2 separate regions of the Homo sapiens genome follow, and region 1 is linked to region 2. Evidence: read pairs that join two places in POLR2A ChIA-PET (ENCODE). Cell type or tissue: PC-3. All regions are shown on one strand. Links, peaks and the distances in the headings refer to the core of each region. The heading gives the core; the rest is flanking DNA.

What was found. Peaks named below come from ENCODE experiments on the same cell type or tissue, not always from the same donor. Only the 100,000 strongest peaks of a DNase experiment are listed, where the experiment ranks them.
Region 1: POLR2A ChIA-PET joins it to region 2 with 11 read pairs; 2 of 35 experiments call an interaction of 5 or more read pairs at or near these places.

What each region holds. Positions count from the first base shown.
Region 1 is chr1:114,317,025-114,323,884 of GRCh38, reverse strand. No RefSeq gene overlaps it. Among named protein-coding and RNA genes, the nearest start is that of SYT6, 170 kb to the right of the region's middle. In PC-3, for the core only: no CTCF peak of the experiment used is centred there; a DNase peak (open chromatin) is centred at 3,114.
Region 2 is chr1:114,381,410-114,387,398 of GRCh38, reverse strand. No RefSeq gene overlaps it. Among named protein-coding and RNA genes, the nearest start is that of TRIM33, 130 kb to the left of the region's middle. In PC-3, for the core only: no CTCF peak of the experiment used is centred there; no DNase peak of the experiment used is centred there.

The DNA.
Region 1 (6,860 bases), core at 855-5,854, 64 kb after region 2:
AGTCTGGCCCAGTGAGTCCACACCTGGACATCTCAGTGCTCTGGGCCACAAAGGGCCTCGGCTGCCTTGGCCACGAAAGTGCCTCGTCTTCAGCTCCATCTTTCCCCAGAGTTTGTGTGTTATAGCATTTCTTTCTGCTCCACATTTTTAAATAGAGGTGCAATCTGCTGTTGGTGTCTCATTTGCTTTCCTCTTCACCTACTCCTCTCAGGAAGGCTCAGTGAGTTTCTAACAGTTTAACCTTAAGCATCTATTTCCTTCTCTAACCATGTAGGGCTTACACTTACTGCTGCAGTTAAATGTTTTCTTCCTTTTTCCTTTTTCTTTGATTTCTGTCACAGACATTTAAAAGTACTTATTCCTCTTGATTTTGTCTCTTAGAGGAAATCAACGAGGTCTGAGTGTCCCCAAAGCACCCATTGTACACCAATCATCACCATCCCCAGTTTCCTGTGTCAGATCATCCCAACTGGAAGATGTCTCCCATCAGACCAGCATCCAATGCAGGGCTGGTCTCAATCTATTATTGACCTCTGTCACGCTCCTGTTGTTGGTCTCATCTTTGCAGCATCTTCCCATAGAGTCCCATAAATAGCAATTCCATAAATTGATATATGCTCTCTCTCAGGACACGGGCCCTATCGCATCTCACCCCATAATGACTGCATCATCCTGAAACTCAGTACTTTACACGAATTCATAGTCTTCCACTCTTATATCGATCCAGATTTGTCTGGCTCCTTGGTCCAGTGGTTCCAGTCTGCAAGGGTAGTTCCCCCTACTGTCTTTACTACAGACGTTTTATCTACAGGGTTAAGAAGGGACTTCTCAAGCACTTCCTGGATTGCAGCAATTTCTGGGAAGTCTTTCCAGCCATTTCTCTCCAATCTTGCCTTGCTTTTTCTGTTATATTTCACTAGGCCCAATTCATTCTTTGTGATGTAGTAATGTGCAAAATATTCCCTCCGTTCCATCATCATCTTTCTAAATCAGCCCATCTTGTCATCTGAGACCTCAATTTTCCTTGGAAGGAAATCTGTCTCCTTCTACAGATTAATTGATTTTCACTTTTCTTTATATTCTTTAACTGCTCACATCCTAAGTGTAAGAATGAGTCATATTTTTCAAACTACTCCAGTTTTTCTTGATTTCCTGAGTGAATACGATTCCTAAAGTCAGACTATTCCATGCGTAGGCCTTAAATTACCTTTCTATTTGGGGGGTTTGTAATAATTTCACTAATTTTTTTAACCTAACCGAAGAAGATGCTTTATTATCTTTAAAATATGGCTTCCCATTCCTCTTAGTTCCTTCCTTAATAAATTCTATCATGCTTCTAAGGGTGAAACCATAGTTTTGTTCTCTGAAATCCCAAGCCATAGTTGGAGTTTAATGTCATCAAGAAAGCAGACCAAACTTGAGATCACATTGAGCCTTTTGAGCCTGTGGTGAAGCCACAAGAAGTTAAGTTTGCTGCTTTCACAATTCAGTCTCGTGGCACTGAGGGCAACTTGAGACAATCTAAGAGGGGAACCCAATGCAGGATGGCCGATCTTGTGTTGCCTATGCCTGGTACAACGATTTAAAGCTAGAATCTCATGATAACATGAGATCAGCCATGTCAGGGCACATGGGGAAATGAGGACCCTTAGGGATGACTGGTTTGGGTATAAATTGGCTTGGCCATTCTGGAGAGCAAAGTTGCAGTATGTGTGCATATTAAGTGTGCATCTGCCCTTTGACACAGTAGTTACAATCCAGATAAGTTATCATGTAAGGGAACATTAAAGCATTGCTCCTGGTAAGGAGTTGGAAGCAACCAAGAGTCTTCTATTAAGGGATGGATAGATCAAATACAGCCTAAAAAAATTATACTGCACCTAGATGCTACATGCCAAAACTAGGTAGTTGTTATACTGCAAGGTGGCTGGATCTTCAAAAGTGTTGAATGAAAAAAGTAAGAAATAGAATGATATATATAGCATAATACTACTTATGCAAATTGAAATCACATACATTCATAAAACTCACTTCATATTTTGCAAATATGTTTCTATTTCCAAGGATATATATTTACATTTTCATATGTATATATATCTCCCTTGGATATATATCAAATACCTTAGAATGGGTTTGTATTGTGGTGAGGAGCATGAGAGTGGAAATTAGGGATTGTATTAAGCATATCTTTTGATTCTTGTAGATTTTGACATCTGAGGCCTTGCTGACCCCAGAGAGATTGCCTCTGCCAGGGCTGGCTAACTCCCAGACATAGCAAATAACTTGCCAGAGAGTGCACCTTTCATATGTAAGCCAAGTAATTCGAAGCCCATAGTCCAAACCACCTCCTTTCTTGGGCACTCATAGGGAACTTACTCCTTGGGCCACTATCCACCTGCCCTAATCACCCCAGGGCCATCTATAGCCTCTAAGCCCCGGAGCCAATTGAAATTACTCAAACTGGCCAATCTTAAGCCCACTTACCTTGTCTTGCCTTTCCTTCCTGCAAGAACCACAATAAAGCCTTTCGCCCACATTCCCCCACCCCTACTCTCTCTGCCTCCCCACTAGCCCTGTGCCTCCCCATGTGGCCCTGGATTTGTGAGAGTAAGACCTCCCTCCTTATAATGGTCATTTCTGTGTCTGTATGTCTTACCATATCTGATTAAGACAAATTTAGGTACATTTAGAACAGGGCTGAATTAAAAAAAAAAGCAGAGAGGAGTGTTGCTTTGACCATTGTGAAAATCGGTCATGAACTGAGAAGGACGAGAAACCCAATCTCTGCACCTAAGAACCAAACTAGAACAACTTCACTACAGAAACCATCCCTGCCTGCTCCTGAATGCAGGCTCTAATCTATTCTCTGCAATGTCTTGTCCTCATATCTTGAAGCAGATTGTCCAGAGTTCATTAGATAAACCAGTGGTCCAGCCACATTCTCAGAACACTAAGGCTAGGTTAGGTTAAATAAATCATGCAAGGTCATTTATTGCAGGGCTTCTCATAGCCTAACTGCATTGTGCATCTCCAAGAGGACCACATAATATGAAGCATTTCTGAAACATGTGTATCTTGGAATGCTTTATTTTCATGTAAATCTAGCATTCCATGAATCACACTTTGGGGAATGCTGTGGTAGATGAGGTTACACTGATGCATGGGATGAGTGATAAGATGTTAGATCATACTGTAGAGACTTCAGGGATTCTTCTGCCCTGCCCCAAATTTTCATTAAGGGAGGTGTTATTATCTCCATTTCTGTAGTTAAATGACACATCTTAAAAATATGTATTTAAAAGACACATGTATTTAAAAGACACGTTTTTAGATATGTATTAAAAAGACACATATAAGAACTGAAAGACCAAATTAAGATCTTGGTCTTCTATCATGTAGGGCAGTGTTGTATGACATGGTGATATTTTCTCTAAATGCTTTAATGAGCATTGTGAAAACAGTATTAACACCACTCTATTAACTCTAGTATATAATCTGTAGCATTGCCTTTCATGGTATATTTGTGGCAAAAGTTTCTGAAGTTTTGATAAAATAAATACCAGCTGGTTAGCTTATATGGTTGGGAGTTAGTCTGTTTTTATATAAATTTCTCAAACTACAAGCTCTATCAAAGTTAAATATTTCCTTTTTGGATGCTTTGGTCTGTTATTTCTCTACTGACATTGATCCCCAAATAATATTTTAGAGGTTTACTCTTCCTTTCTCCATTTCTATCTGCTTGGGATGATTCTAAAAGACAAAAAAGCTTAAAATGAATCGCAGTCCTATCCACAGCAAAAAATACTGCTACCTTGAATTTTAAGGAAAAGAAGAAATTATCAAGAAAATCTTATCTGAGTATTCTAAGGATTAATGGAGTTCATAAGTGTAAAATGCTTGGTGCAGACAGTATATATAAATGTCTGCTAAATAAAAATTTAAAAACTAGCTAGACATTGGTGTAGGGATACAAATTTCTTCCTACGTGAATACAAATTCCACAGAGGACTCAGAAAGAATAAGCAGTTTTCTCCTTTTTATAGTAAAGAAAGAAGTAAGAGTCTTTCAATGCTGACTCTTTTTAAGCCAAGAAAACAAGAAAAACAATCTCAAAGCTTTAAATAAAACTAGTTTCCTTGAACAAGACTTGTTATTACTTGGACAGAAAAACCAAATGGCTTTCATTACTCACCAGCAGAGAAACCACACGATTCGAGGGTATAAAATATGTCTATGAATAGTGAGTTGCTGGCTGTCTCTCTTACTTTGAAGATGTTGGCTCAGCTAGCTTTACAAATCACATCTTTTTCTTCCAAAGAACCTATATTTTCTTCATTTGTCAGGAATGACATTGGGTGGAGAGCTTCTGGGATTTACTCTATGAAATCTTGCAAGCTATATCCTAAACTACTCTCTGCAGTGAATTCTAGTCCAAGACTCATCAGTTCTCGAATAATTGTGTGCTTATGGCATAAATAGTAATTGAGAAGGAAGAAAACTCCAGAGGTCATTTTCTATACAAACATAAAGATTTGTGGAATGTCTAAAAGCTGGACTGGGAATATAAAATCATAATATAAATCAGTTATTTTTGCTGTCACCTGGGAACATTTTTGGTCACCATAAGATGTTTAGTGGCAGGTTTTCATAAATAGATGCTGGGAAATCAGGAGGCGGGGTTTGATGAATATTTTATTCTGTGCCCAAAAAAGGTATTTTTAAACCACCAACTCTTTCCGTGAGAAAAAAATTCCACTCTGCCAAAGAGAACATATTTCAGAAAGAATAATTTAGGGAGTCCAGGGACCTCAGAAACCATCAAAAGAGGCAAAACAGAGTTGTATAGTGGCCACAAAATTCCTCATTGCTTTAGAGAGAAAACAGTAAATGCATTTTATAAGGAAAATTAATTTTAAGATGTCAAGTTTTCCCTCAGCACATCTTGCTTATTTTTTCATGTTTAATGTTTTTTGGAGCTCATTCTGCAAAAAAAAAAAAAAAAAAGCTTTTCTTAAGTGCATAATATTTCTAAAACCTTCAAGGAGAGAGGTAAGTCGTTTCTAACTCACGAATCTAGGTCCAACATTCCATTTCTCAAATGATACTACATGTGCTCATAATTTTAAAAAGTTTATTGAACGTGGAAAGTTTGACAGCAGATAAGAAGGTAAGAATATGATAGCTCTTCTTAAACATGAATGAAATATGGCATTAAAAATAGGCATTCTCAATCTTTTTGGAGATGGTACACCCAGTTGGTTGATTTCTCATCTCTGTCTCATGCCTAGCACTTAACTGCTTCTTAGAACAGCTTTCTGATATTTTTCAAGTTAATTTTGTTTTGATAGTACTCTTGATATAATAATATTTTTCAGTATTTATTATAATTGTTGAATATATTCTAAATAGTTTACAAGATTAAACCTGGATGCAATCAGCCCATGTCTGTACCAATGCTTTCCTTATTTACCAATGCTTATTTAGTTTAAGGATCTCAGAGACTTCTTTAGCCTCAGCACTTTGAATTGTGAGTATTCTGCTCCTTTATTAGCAAAATTATTTCGGCTTGTATTTCAAGTGAAGCGCTGTTCTGTCTTTAGAACATTTATGCCATACTGCAGAGCTTTCCTTTTCCTTTAAAATCTGGTGGTACTATTTTGATTTTTAACAGCAATGATAAATTCATATTATTTTTTAAGGCCCTAAAAATAATATTTGTGGTATTTTCTTGATTCTAAGCTACCTCAATCATTTAATGGAAACTTTTTGGCAACCATACTTCTCAAATATATCTCCTAATTTCAGAAAAGTTAAATTGTGGGGGAAAACTATATCTTATGAGAAATACAGGATAGCTACTGACATAGAAAAAGTTCCATACATATATATATATATATATATATATATATATACACACACACACACACACATATATACACACATACATGCTTTGTCACCCAGGCTGGAGTGCGATGGCACGATCTTGGCTCATTGCAACCTCTGCCTCCCGGGTTCAAGCGATTCTCCTGCTTCGGTCTCCTGAGTAGCTGGGATTACAGGCGCGCATCACCACGCCAGGCTAATTTTTATATTTTTAGTAGAGACGGGGTTTCACCATGTTGGTCAGTCTGGTCTCGAACTCTTGACCTTATGATCCACCTGCCTCAGCCTCCCAAAGTGCTGGGATTACAGGCGTGAGCCACCACACCCGGTCCATTCCAGATATATTTTTAAGTGAAAGAAACAAGTTGCAGAGCAATATTGCTAGCTTGTACACAAATGTACACAGTAGAAGTACATTTGTTGTTCATATAACAATCTAGAGACAGTAAACAGGTTCTTGGGGCTACTTTCCTCCAAGTGATCCTGCAGAGCTCAAGCTGAAGGAAGCTCTGTCATCTTTGACATGTGGCTGTCTTCATCCCGATGAGCTAGAAAGAGAAAAGAGCTTAGAGTAGCATGTATAGGAAGTTTTCATAGCCAGGTCTAGAAGAAATGTATATCACTTCTATTCATGCTCCATGGGCTAGACTTAGCCACATGACCACAACTAAACAGCAAGGCAGGCTGGGAAATATATTCTGGATGTGTTCTCAGGAGGAAGAGGACACAAATTTTACTCTAGCAGTCTCTAATATATATACACACACATATTGGTGTGTATATATGTCAATTAGAAATTGAAATGCTAGCATATGCATAGAAACAAATGTGGAAGAATATAAACAAAATTACTTATCATGACTTTCTCAGGAAGATGGAATATAGAAAACACTTTCTTTCCTTTTCTTTTTTTTTTTTTAAACTAAGTCTCGCTCTGTCACCCAGGCTGGAGTATAATGGCGTGATCTCGGCTCACT
Region 2 (5,989 bases), core at 61-5,060:
TACCCCCTCCTCAGGGAAACTGGTGATAATTATTTTCACCAGTTATTTATGTAAAACAAAATATATGTAAAATAAAATATAACCATGTAAAATAAAGCTATTTATTTATGTAAAGCCTCTGTAAATGATCCTGTGAGCAAACAGCAGATGAGAAAAACAGCTATTCAAGGAAATGCGAAAATTGTGTAGGAAATGGGAGTTTGTGATATTTAAACCTAGATTGCTTCCTTGCTTCCTCTATGCTTATTAATGTGGAGACTCCAGACTGCTGCAGCCAAGAACACAGGGCTCCCTTTTCCTCACCTCCCAGTTGGAGAACCCTCTTCTTGGGAAAAGCAGGATGTTAACAATTCTTGGTCTGCCCCCAGCTGCTTTTGCTGAGGTTAAAACCCAGGGGAGTGCAGTTGAACATTATGGGTTCACATCTTCCACTCAGCTCCCACTTTGCCACCAGAGGCTTTACGTTGGGTGTGGCATGTTTAGAATACTGGGACACAGATGATCTTTCCCCTGGCTCATGAGGTGATAGTTCTGTGCCAGAAGAGTTAAGCTGAGAAGGCTTCAGGCTGCTGCCCAACCCCCTCCACTAAGCACTCAGTTTCTAGGGTGGAGATAGAGGTGGTGGTGTGTCACACAGAAGCTTGCCATTGTTACAGTTCCAATGCCCTGGTTTAGAGATTTTACCTGGGAACTGAACCAGATGAAATAACCCCTAATGTCTTCCAAAACAAAGGGACTTCATTTGTAACACAGCACAGATAATTTCAAATCTCAGGACATACCACTAGAGGTTGTGGTAAAAAGCAACTGAAGAGATTCAACATCTGTATAAACTGTAGACCAGCTAGTTTGCAGGAGAACCAGGGAATAAGACAGCTCACAGGACCTCTCCTGGGATTAGAACAAATGTGAAACCTTTTCTTCAAAGGAGTCACAATATGATAGAATTAGCTTGTAGAGCAATTTATGACTCAGAACATTGTTGAAAACAGTAGAGCTGGCAATTACTGGAGATCAACAGCTAGACATGGTCGTGAATAGAGTAAGCTGGGCCTAGAAAAAAACACTGTCATCCCAAGGAGACTGGGCATACCCAGTCATGACAACCTGAGGAGCAACAACAGAGGCTTAATACTGGTGGATGGGAGGGGCTACACTAAAATAGCCAGTCACTAAGCAGTGACAAACCCCAGGGATATGAGAAGGGAACGACTGGTATCCAGAGTTGCTACAACATATTTAAAATATCCAGTCTGTAACAAATACAAAAGCATGCAGAGACAGGAAAGTACAACTTATACACTAGAAATAAAGCAAGGAACAAAACAGTGACTATGAGGCCAGGTGTGGGGCCCATGCCTGTAATCCCAGCACTTTGGGAAGCCAAGGTGGGTGGATCCCTTGAGGATAGGAGTTTGAGACCAGCCTGGCCAACATGGGGAAACCCCATTTCTACTAAAAATACAAAAATTAGCGTGGTGGTGCACACCTGTAGTCTCAGCTACTTGAGAGGCTGAGGCAGAGAATCACTTGAATCCAGGAGGTAGGGGTTGCAACGAGCCAAGTTCACACAACTGCACTCCAACCTGGGCAACAGAGCGAGACTCTCAAAAAAAAAAAAAAAAAATTGAGAGTGACAGGATGTCAAGTTATGAGAAAAAACTTGAAAGTTGCCATTAAAAACATTCCCAGAATTAAAGGAAACAATAATTGAAGAAGAAAAGGAAGGTGCAATGACATTATATCAAATATCAAAGAGATACCGAACTAAGTAGAAATTCTGGAGTTGAACAGTAACTGCAATAAAAAATTCATTACAGAAGCTCAGTAGTAGAATTGGCAGAAGAAATAGTAAATGAACTTGAAGAAAGATTGATAGAGATTAGAGGAAAAAGAATTTTTTAAAAGTGAACATGGCCTCAGAGAAATATGTGTGACCTTTAAGGACACCAACATACACATCATAGGAGTTTCAGTAGAAGAGGAGAGAGAAGGGAGCTGAAAATACATTCAAAGAAATGACAGCTAAAAATTTTCCCAAATTTTTTGTAAAACAATAACTTACATATTCAGGAACCTATATGAATTCCAAGTAGCATAAACACAAAGAGTTTAAAAAACAGACATGTCCTAACAAAAACAAAAAAGCTAAAAGACAGGAGAAAAGCTTGAAAGTAGCAAGAGAAAAGCAACTTGTTACTCGCAAGGAAATATCAACAGCTGACCATTTTAGGAGAAACAACAAAGCCAGAAAGTAGCAGATCACTTTCAAAATGCTCAAAATAAAAAAAAAATGTCAACCAATAATTCTATATCCAGCAAACTACTTTCAAAACTGAAGGTGAAACACAGACTTTCTCAGATAAAAAGAGAATTTGTTGCTGGGAGACTTGCCTTGCAAGAAATACTAAAAGAGGACTCCAGGTTGAAAGCAAGGGACTCCAGATAGTAATTTGAATACATACCAGTAAAGGTAATTGTGTAATTATATAGGACAGTACAAATGAATATCTCCTCTTGATTTTAAGAAGAAACAAATTATATAAACACTATATATAATAGTGGCCCTATAAATATGAAAATGTAATGTTTATGAAATTTTCTGATAATGGTACAAAGGAAATGAGCAGGAAAGAGCAAAGGTGTACGGAGCTAGAGAAACTGCAGTTGGTAAAGTAATAATAGCAATGTGTTGTTGAGTTTGTAATATTAATATGTATAACTATCACAAAAAGGAGAAAATGAAAATAGAGATATATAAGAGCAATGTTTGCATGTAATTAGCCTAGTTCTGAAAGATGCATATGGTAAAGCCTAGACTGACCTAAAAATTCAGGACTGTGCAGTGGCTGAGATTATATGCCTGTAACCTCAGCACTTTGGGAGGCTGAGATGAGAGGATCACTTGAGGCCAGGAGTTCACAACCAGCCTGGGCAACATAGTGAGAACTTGTCTCTACAAAAATGTAAAAATTAGCCAGATGTGGTGGTGAGTGCTTGTAGTCCCAACTACTTGAGAGGCTGAGGCAGGAGGATCACCTGAGCCTGTGAGTTAGAGGTTACAGTGAGCTATAATTATGCCACTGCACTCTAGCCTGGGCAAGAGAGTAAGACCCTCTCTCTCAAAAAAAAAAAAAAAAAAAAATCAACAAAGTTTCTCTTGTAATGAGAAACTATTAAAGAAATGAAAATACGACCAGGTGCGATGGCTCACGTCTGTAATCCCAGCACTTTGGGAGGCCAAGATGGATGGGCAGATCACTAGGTCAGGAGTTCGAGACCAGCCTGGCCAATATAGTGACACCCCCTCTGTACTAAAATTACAAAAATTAGCCAGGTGTGGTGGCGCGCACCTGTAGTCCCAGCTACTTGAGAGGCTGAGGCAGAAGAATCACTTGAACCCAGGAGGCAGAGGTTGTCAGCCGAGATCGCGCCATTGCACTCCAGCCTGGGCGGCAGAGTGAGACTCTGTCTCAAAAAATAAAAAAAAATAAATGAAAATACTACATTAGAAAATAGTCACCAAAAAAACTTGGTAAGACATGGAAAACAAAAAAGGACATAAATCCAACAAATCAGTAATGTTAAATATGAATAGGTTGAACAATCCAATCAAAAGACTGACTGAATTTTCTGAAAACTTTTTTTTAAAATTTTTTATTTCCATAGATTATCAGGGAACAGGTGGTATTTGGTAACATGAGTAAGTCCTTTAGTGGTGATTTGTGAGATTTTGGTGCACCCATCACCAAGCAGTATACACTGAACCCAGTTTGTAGTCTTTTATCTCTCACCGCCCTCCCACCCTTTCCCCAAGCCCCCAAAGTTCATTGTATTGTTCTTATGCCTTTGCATCCTCATAGCTTAGCTCCCACTTATGAGTGAGAATATACGATGTTTGGTTTTCCATTCTGAATTATTTCACTTAGAATAATAGTTTCCAGTTCCATTCAGGTTGCTGCTGCAAATGCCATTAATTCATACCTTTTTATGGCTGAGTAGTATTCCATTATATGTATATCACAATTTCTTTAACCACTTGTTGATTGATGGGAATTTGGGCTGGTTCTGTATTTTGCTGTTGAGAATTGTGCTGCTGTAAACATGCATGTGCAACTATCTTTACATATAATGACTTCTTTTCCTTTGGGTAGATACCCAGTAGTGGGATTGCTGGATCAAATGGTAGTTCTACTTTTAGTTCTTTAAGGAATCTCCACACTGTTTTCCATAATGATTGTATTAGTTTACATTCCCACCAGCAGTGTAGAAATGTTCCCTTTTCACTGCATCCATGCCAACATCTATTATTTTTTGTTTTGATTGTAGCCATTCTTGCAGGAGTAAGGTGGTATCGCATTGTGGTTTTGATTTGCATTTCCCTGATCATTAGTGATGTTGAAAACCTGATCCAACTGTATACTATGTACAAGAGACACAGTTTAGATTCAAAATAGAAACAGATTGATGAAAGTAAAAGGATAGAATAAAATATGCAAATAGCACCTATAGAAAATTAGAGTGGATATACTTTAAGAGAAAATGGATTTTAGAACAAAAAATTATATGAAGGGACATTTTATAAGATTAATCCCTCAGAGAGATATAATAATTATAAATATATGCACCTAATAATGGAGCACCAAAATACATGACACAAACACTGACAGAAACAGAGAAATTGACACTTCAATAATAATTGCTGGAGACTTCAGTACCCCACTTTCAATAATGGATAGAACCACCGGACAGAAGATCAGTAAGGAAACAGAAGACTTAAACCACACAATAAACCAACTACCTAACAGACATCTGTGGAATACTGTCAACAAACAAGAGGATATACATTCTTTTCAAGTGCTAATGAAACATTCTCTAGGATAGGCTTATATGTTAATCTGTGAAACCTCAATAAGTTTAAAAAGATAGAAACGATACGGCTGGGCACGGTGGCTCACGCCTGTAATCCCAGCACTTTGGGAGGCCGAGGTGGGCAGATCACGAGGTCAGGAGATCGAGACCATCCTGGCTAACACAGTGAAACCCCGTCTCTACTAAAAATACAAAAAAATTAGCCGGGCGTGGTGGCGGGCGCCTGTAGTCCCAGCTACTCCGGAGGCTGAGGCAGGAGAATGGCGTGAACCTGGGAGGAGGAGCTTGCAGTGAGCCAAGATTGCGCCACTGCACATCCAGCCTGGGCGACAGAAGGAGACTCCGACTCAAAAAAAAAAAAAAGAAATGATACAAAGTATGTACTCCAGCACAATGGAATGAAATGAGAAATCAATAGCAGGAAGAAGTTTGGGAAACTTGGAAATACGTGGATTATTAAACAAAATACTCCTAAGTTAAGTAGTGGGTCAGAGAATAAATGAAGGAAAATCAGAAAATACTTTGAGAGGAATGAAAATGAAGACACAACGTAACAGAACTTCAGCTAAAGCCCAGCTTACGGAGAAATTTATAGCCGTAAATACTTATGTTAGGAAAGAGTTAAAATAACTTAACATTCCATCTGAAGATAATGGAAAAAGAAGAGCAAATTAAACCTAAAGCAAGCAGAAGGAAGGAAATCTAAATCAGAGCTGAAGTTAATGAAATAGAAAATAGAGAAAACCAAGAAAACCAAAGCTGGTTCTTTGAAAAGATCAACAAATGTGACAAACATTTAGCTAGACTGACCAAGAAAAAGAAGACTCAAATTACTATAATCAGAAATGATTAAGACATTACAGAAATGAAAGTATGAGAATAAAATGAACAATTGTATGACACTGTATTAGATAACCTAGATGACATGTATAAATTCTTAGAAACACATGAACTACTGAAAGTGACTTGAGGAAACAGACAATCTGAATTGACTTAAAACAAGTAAAGAAGATAAAACAGGCTGGGCGCAATGGCTCATGCCTGTAATCCCAGCACTTTGAGAGGTAGAGGCAGGCAGATCACTTGAGGACAAGAGTTCAAGACCAGCCTGGGCAAC